Regions from separate parts of the Homo sapiens genome. Here region 2 is linked to region 1. Evidence: read pairs that join two places in POLR2A ChIA-PET (ENCODE). Cell type or tissue: GM12878. All regions are shown on one strand.

Region 1 (4,000 bases):
CCAAAGATAGACTCAGATTGTTTCAACAATGGCATTACCTATCTGAGCCCATAATTTTCTTATACATCCTTGAGATCCAGCTGAAGAGTCACGCCTTTTAAAATCTAATTTCTGAAAGTCTAAAAAGATCGATGTATTAAAATTGGTAAGGACTGAAAATCAAATAAACTTAACTTTTTAAACTCCATCTACGTAGCGGAAATAACTTGCTGAAAACTGACCTTAACACTATTCCTTCTTGGATATTCCAATGTACTTACTGTCACCACCACTTATCACATGGCCAAAAACGGACATCAACATGTATTACAACCTGTTACAAAATGTTAAATTTCAATCCTGCTTTCTGCAGGTTTTTATAGAAAGGGAACCTTAAAGCCCTTACCAGGGATAAAATAATTTCTATGAAGTGGCTTTACCTTTCTTAAATGGTTCTACTAAACCTCATATAATTGCTATAATCAGGCCATTTCTCTTTACTACAGCCACATATTCACACCTAAGCCTTTGTTCTACTGCTCCCCATCTCATGAATTCTTTCCCTCTCTACTCTGCCAAATCTTGGATTTTATTCAAGGCCCAGTCATATCCCCCATCTTCTAGGAAGCTAAGTTAACACTGCCCGCAATTACATTCTGGGTCATTTACAGTATCTGGGGCATTAGCAGAGATGTTAGAAATGATTCATAATAACCCCCTAATTTTACAAAAGATAAAAAGATGAAGAAAAGTAAAATAACTTGCTTAGAGTTCACATGGTTAATTAGTGGTAAAGACACAACTAAGCAGCTACATATGGAAAGAATAATTCAGACAGGGTGGGAGATAAAGGTTCTATTTCTAGTTTTAAATTTGGACAGATCACTTGTCTAGTCAACATTTCTTAATCTATAAAGTAAAGGGGTTGATAGCTGGGCCCGGTGGCCTGTGCCTGTATCCCAGCTACTCTGGAGGCTGAGGTGGGAGGACTGCTTGAGCCCAGGAGTTCCAGGCTGCAGTGGGCCATGACTGCACCACTGCGCTCCAGCCTGGGCAACAGAGTAAGACTCTGACTCTTAAAAAATAAAAAATAAAGGGGTTGAATTAGATAATTCTTAGCATCCTTTTGACTCCAGCATTCTAAGATTTTGAAACTTAGGCCTTCTGTCAGTCCAATAGCCTTTCCACTTAATTCCCTCACTTCTATGAATTTCTACAGCATTTAAAGTCTAAGATCACAGCCTTAGAGCTTTTTCTATCCCTCTTTTATAGACGTGGTTGAAATTACAATTTCTTAAAGAGCAAGAACTGAACCTGATAGGACAGTCTCATGACTTCTTGGTCAGTCTTTGGATCTAGAGTAGATACATGTAGACTCAGGAAATCAACAGAAACTCTTCCCTACTCCTCACCACTAGTCACCAGAAACAAATCCCAGTTCCAGGTACTTGGACCTCTGTGGCAATGTCTTAATTATTAACCACTGGCAAATAACTGCCAGGTCTAAAGAACAAACTTCAGCAGTTCCCAGACTCAGAAGAGATCCTGGTTATTAGCCATTTGCAATCATTACAACAGTCAAATTTCAGGAGCACAAACAGAGGTCTTTAAGAATACCAAACGTCAAATTTAAAATATAAAAAGGATAACTATAGAGACAGTCTAGTAACAGCTTCCCCCTTCCTGTAACATTGTTACCACTACTTGTGGCTCTCAGCAATTTAAACAACTAAAACTCCTGACAGGTGATGATGTTAGAGCTGTTCTACTTACAAAGGAGACACAGTTACATTAAAAAATAATAATTTAAGCATCATCCTAATAACGCATGAGCCAAGCGAAAGATAGGTTTTGCAAGCACTGTAATAGCTATTTTTTCATGCCTAAAAAAGGTTTAATTAAGATTCTTCCAATGGCTTCAAAGTCTAAATTACTAAATGCAAAAAAAAAAAAAAAAAAACAGGCATTTAGCCACTACGCTTTTTACATCTAAGCCTAGTACTTTTTTCCTGCCAACTGAACTCTAGGAGAATCCAGTTCATTTTAATAGACTGTAGATGACCAAAGAACTCTAAGGGAATACCACCAAAATTTTCTAAGAAATTCCTAGCAGTGAATAGTTACACTGCAGTCCAGTTTTACACTGCAGGCACAAAAACTGGACACACATAAACTGTCAGTACAATGTAGTGAGTAAGTCCATGAGTTTTGAATCAGCTAGGCCTAGGTTTGAATCCTAGCTCTGTCACTAACTAGTTCTATGTCTTCAAGCAGGCTGCTTGATCTGAGTTCCAGTTTCATTACCTATAAAATGGGAATAATAACAGTACCTATTTTATAAGGTCAATGTAGAGATTAATGAGATAATAAATCTAAGGCTCTTTAGCACTGCACTAGGGATACAGTTAAGTATGCAACAAACAACTGCTTTTATTACTGCTACTGTTGTTATTCCCTATCCTAGTCTGGAATGAATTAATTTTCCTTATCTATAAAGATGCTAAACATTCATTAATATTTAGAAACAGGAAGACTGGCATTACACAATCTGTAGTATACTGAATACAGGAAAACAAAAGGTTGCTAACACCACCACCTAACAAGAAAAAAATGCTTCCACGATAAATGGAATGAAAGTCCCGAAATCCTCAGAGTATCAGAAATGTTCTCTGTTGACCACAGGTGACAATTTATATCCCAAAGTGAACATGTGGAACTCACATATGCATGATAGAAAAGAGGGAAATTTAAAAGCTAAATCTATACAAGTTCTAGAAGAAAAGAGAGAAGCCGAGCACAGTGGCTCACACTTGTAATCACAGGGCTTTGGGAGGCCAAGGCAGGAGGATCACTTGACGCTAGGAGTTCGAGACCAGCCTGGGCAACATAGTGAGACCCCATTTCTTTCTTTCTTTCTTTCTTTTTTTTCTGAGTTGGAGTCTCGCTCTGTCGCCCAAGGGTGACATGATGTATGGCTCACTGCAACCTCCGTCTCCTGGGTTCAAGCAATTCTCCTGCCTCAGCCTCCCAAGTAGCTAGGATTACAGGCACCCACCACCACACCCGGCTAATTTTTTTGTTTTGTTTTGTTTTTGAGACAGTCTCACTCTGTCGCCAGGCTGGAGTGCAGTGGCACAACCTCGGCTCACTGCAACCTCCACCTCCCAGGTTCAAGCAATTCTCCTGCCTCAGCCTCCCGAGTAGCTGGGATTACAGGCACGCACCACCACGCCCAGCTAAGTTTTGTATTTTTAGTAGAGACGGGGTTTCACCATGTTGGCCAGGATGGTCTCGATCTCTTCATCTCGTGATCCGCCCACCCTGACCTCCCAAAGTGCTGGGATTACAGGTGTGAGCCACTGTGCCCAGCCCAATTTTTGTATTTTTAGTAGAAATGGGGTTTCACCACATTGGACAGGCTGGTCTCTTGGCCAGGCTGGTCTCAAACTCCTGACCTCGTGATCTGCCCACCTCAGCCTCCGAGAGTGCTGGGATTACAGACATGAGCCACCGTACCCCGCCTAGCGAGACGTCATTTCTACAAAAATAAAACATAAAAAAAATTAGGCCAGGTGCAGTGACTCATGCCTTAATGCCAGCACTTTGGGAAGCCAAGGTAGGAGGATCACTTGAGCCCAAGAGTTCAAGACCAGCCTGGGCAACATAGTGAAACCCCACCACTATAAAAAAAAAAAAAAGAAAAAGAAAAAAATCAGCCAGGCATTGTGGTGCATGCCGGTAGTCCCAGATACTCCAGGAGACCGAGGCAGCTGGATTGCTTGAGCCCAGGAGGTCGATGCTGCAACTGAGTTGTCATTGCACCACTGCACTCCAGATTGGGTGACAGAGTGAGACTCTGCCTCAAAAAAAGAAAAAAAGAAAAGAAAAGAAAAGAAAAATTAGCCAGGCATGGTGGTCCCAGGTACTGGGGAGGCTGAGCCCAGGAGTTTCAAGGCTGCAGTGACCTATGATTGTGCCACTGCACTCCAGACCAGGCAACAAAGTGAGATCCATTCTCTTT
Region 2 (4,000 bases), 280 kb before region 1:
GGGAGGCCGAGGCGGGTGGATCACGAGGTCAGGAGATTGAGACCATCCTGGCTAACACGGTGAAATCCCGTCTCTACTAAAAATACAAAAAATTAGCCGAGTGCGGTGGCAGGCACCTGTAGTCCCAGCTGCTCGGGAGGCTGAGGCAGGAGAATGGCGTGAACCCAGGAGGCAGAGTTTGCAGTGAGCCGAGATCGCGCCACTGCACTCCAGCCTGGGCAATAGAGGGGACTCCTTCTCAAAAATAAAACAAAAACAAAAACAAAAACAAATTAGCCAGGCTTGGCGGCGGGCACCTGTAATCCCAGCTACTCGGGAGACTGAGGGAGGAGAATTGCTTGAACCCGGGAAGCGAAGGTTGCAGTGAGCCAAGATTGCACCATTGCACTCCAGCCTGGGCAACACTGGAGCAAAATTCCATCTCAAAAAGAAAAAAAAAAAAAAAGATAATGTGATGTGGCAGTCCTCTGCCTATCACTAAGGCCTAAGGCCTCTGCCACATCACATTATCTTAATGTCTACTGATAAATCCCCAGTTTTTTTTTAAAAAAAAGTTCCATTAGACATTCAGAAAAACTCTGAATTGATGAATTACACTCCTGTGGTTGTTCCATGGAATATCTGTGATACCAGTGAACAAAAGATTTGGGGAGAGCAATAAATTCCCCAGTGTGGTAACAAGTCCTCCAAAGGCTTCCTGTCTGTGATTAAGGAGTGTGGCAATCAGGTTACTAATAATCGTGTATGTTTGAAAATTCCCTTTAATACACTTTCTAGTTCTTTAAAGGGCTCCAAAATATAAGCTGCCCTTTAATACACTTTTTAGTTCCTTAAAGGGCTGCTTATACTTTGGAGGTTAAATTATGGGTGATGGGAGAAATCCTGCTTATATTTAGGAGGTAGAAAATTATAGGGGTGAGGAAATAGCAAATACCACAGAAAAGCCAGCTTACATATTGCTATATCACCATATATTTTAAAGATAAAAAGGTTAACTAAAAATATTTAGCAGTTCTTTTATCTAGTAGGATGTTTTCTATAGGAAAACATTAAAATCTAATTTATGCTGGTTTAAACAGTAAGAAAATCTATGATCCCAAAATACAGGTAGTCTAGCACAGCTTTGTCCTATAGAAATATGATGTGGGCCACAGATGGTCAGCCACAGATGTGATTTTAGATTATCTAGTAGCCACATTCAAATAGCAAAAAGAAACAAGTGAAATTTCAATAATTTTAATCCAATATATCTAAGATATAATTGCAACATATTTTTACAATAATGTAAAGATATTAATAATACGTTTTACATTCTTGTTTTGTACTAAATCTTCAACACCTAGTGTGTGTTTTACACTTACAGCACATCTCAGTTTAGACTAGCTGCATTTCAAGTGCTCAGTGGCCACGTGTGGCTGGTTGTTACTCTAGTGGACAGTGCAGGTCTAGAAGTTTCACTGCCTCTAGGCCAGATACAATCATGGTGTAGCACAAATTGTTTTTTCTTCCTAATTTTGAAGAATGAGCACTTATTTATACTTTTTCTGTTGTTTCAGCTCTGCTTTCCTCTCCTTGTGGAATTCTAAAGGCTGTAGTCACAAGATACCAGCCAGCAGCAATAACTGGAGAACTTTCTTCATTGTCCGTGACAAGAGAGTTACTCTCCCCAAACAGTCTATCTTTCAATCCAACTGGACCAACTTAGGCCATGTTCCCATTCTTAGCTCAGTAATACTAGGGAAATACCCTAAGCCTGTGTTTCTGAAAATGGTTGGGGAGAGGTGAGGTGACATTTGGTAATGTCTGGAGACATTTATGGTTGTCACAACTGTGGGGGGTGGGTCCTACTGGTATCTAGTATATAGAGACCAGGGATACTGCTAAACATTTTACAAGGCACAGAACAGCTCCCCACCACAAAGAATTATATGGCTCAAAATAGTACCAGGGTTGAGAAGCCCTGCTTTAAGCTTATTATTTTAAGTCTATATTCCTAACTAAGCACTGTCAAGAGGATGAGATTATCATTATTAGATTAAATTTATCAGAACCTACTACAGCTCTGAATAGGTTCTGCTTCCCTAGGTACATTAAGGGCGAACACCTAAACTAAAAGGAAGTGTTACAAGAGGAAAAAGGGGCATGAGCAACCAATAGTATCCATAAAAGAGCTGCTTATTTTTGTAATTGTGAAAGTATATATCTATTTTTAAAGTATGGATAAGCATCGAATGTAAATTCTTTATATCAGTAGTTACATAATGCAATTATTCATAATTTTACATTTTTATCAGTATTTTCTACCTTTTATAGTGAAATTTTCTCCTTTAATATATTGAATTTACAGTGAGAATTTTTTATAATTTTTTTACAGTGGATAATTTCTTGAGTAGCCATTTTTACAGAAAATAAGTTTCAATAGTGTGTCATCTTGAAAAGGAAATGTCAAGAGGGAAAAATTTGTAAGAATTCTTAGTCGAATTTTAATGTATTTTAGGCTGGGTGCGGTGGTTCACACCTGTAATCCCAGCACTTTGGGAGGCCAAGGCGGACGGATTACCTGAGATCAGGAGTTCGAGACCATCCTGGCCAGCATGGCGAAACCCCATCTCTATTAAAAGTACAAAAATTAGTTGAGCATCGTGGTGTGTACATGTAATCCTAACTACTAGGGAGCCTAAGGCAGGAGAATTGTTTGAACCCTTGAGACGGAGGTTGCAGTGAGCCATGATCGTGCCACTGCACTCCAGCCTGGGTGACAAAGCAAGACTCTGTCTCAAAAAAAAAAAAAAAAAAAATTAAGAATTTTAATAAAACGTTAGAACTAAATTTTGTGAAATGATCATTTTGCTAATATTTTATCAAAAACAATGATTTGTACCCTTCTTAGTAAAGCAGCTGGTATTTTAAAATATGTCTCGAGAAAAAAGCCAATACAGTCTCTTTTGAGGACCTTGAAAACTAACCTGCTAGGGATATCATACTAGGCCTCTGGGTGCCGCTGTCCGCCAATCCGTGGCTGGAGGGAAACAAAGCAATCCACTGACGCAGCAGTCCCCGCAGGCTTTTGAGACACACATTAGGAGAGGACTCTGCCCGCTGTCTGTCTCACAATCTGCTCGAAATATCTTGGTCAGGAATCTCAGGATGTCTAGTGACCCCGAGTGAGGTGCTGCCTTTTATTCCTGAGCATCTTTGGAAGCAGGAAGCAGGGAGCAACGGTAGCGAGAGGTATTCGGATCTGAGTATCAGCAGGAAGAAGAAACAGAGGAAGAAGTCCCCCATAAGGAAGGCGTGAGGAGCGCAGGAAGCGCTGTTTCCCTGCCTGAGATCTTTATTCTACTAGGTCTTTATTCTACGTAGCCGATACGCTGTAAAATTCTGGAAGAGAAGGCTAGGGGTTTAAGGTTGGTAATCTCTCAGAAGATCTGCGTCTCGGTGACGGAAAGAACTAAGGGTAAGTGCTGAGAAGCCTCTCTTTACAGCCAGAGAACGAGCCAGAGCCGAGCTTGAGAATGACGGGATAGATCTAGCAGTTATGCCCAAGGAAGACCCTCGGCCCTTTGAATTTGAAGGCACTGAAAATCGTATAAATGTTTTCATATAAACGTATGCATCTTTGATATAAATAACAAAATGGCTTTTAGCACAAATTTTGTTTTGGAAATTTTGAAAAACGTCTTAATAAGAGGAATGTTTACTCTTAAGTCTGCAGTAGATTTTGAACACCGGCAGTAACTGTACAAATATATCAGATTAGTTTTAATAGCCATCTCCCCTTCCCCTACAAGTAAAGGAGAGTACTACAGCAGTATGTACTCTGAATTGCTGCTATTGAAGAACCCCTGAGCCTGTGCAGCGTGGCACTCCTGTGGTCCCCATTACTCAGGAGGCTGAGGCAGGAGGATTGCTTGATGCCAGCTAGAGGCTGCAGTGCACTATGAGAACACCTGTGAATAGCCACTGCATTCCAGCCTGAGTAACATGGCCAGACCCCATC

The links. Peaks named below come from ENCODE experiments on the same cell type or tissue, not always from the same donor. Only the 100,000 strongest peaks of a DNase experiment are listed, where the experiment ranks them.
Region 2: POLR2A ChIA-PET joins it to region 1 with 9 read pairs; 11 of 35 experiments call an interaction of 5 or more read pairs at or near these places.

What each region holds. Positions count from the first base shown.
Region 1 is chr5:141,607,249-141,611,248 of GRCh38, forward strand. All of the region lies in intron 1 of DIAPH1 (diaphanous related formin 1), which reads right to left. Among named protein-coding and RNA genes, the nearest start is that of DIAPH1, 9.8 kb to the right of the region's middle. In GM12878, no CTCF peak of the experiment used is centred here; no DNase peak of the experiment used is centred here; H3K4me3 peaks cover 526 bases; H3K27ac peaks cover 1,616 bases.
Region 2 is chr5:141,323,181-141,327,180 of GRCh38, forward strand. No RefSeq gene overlaps it. Among named protein-coding and RNA genes, the nearest start is that of TAF7, 4.4 kb to the left of the region's middle. RefSeq lists an enhancer at 3,148-3,267. In GM12878, a CTCF peak has its summit at 2,989; no DNase peak of the experiment used is centred here; H3K4me3 peaks cover 742 bases.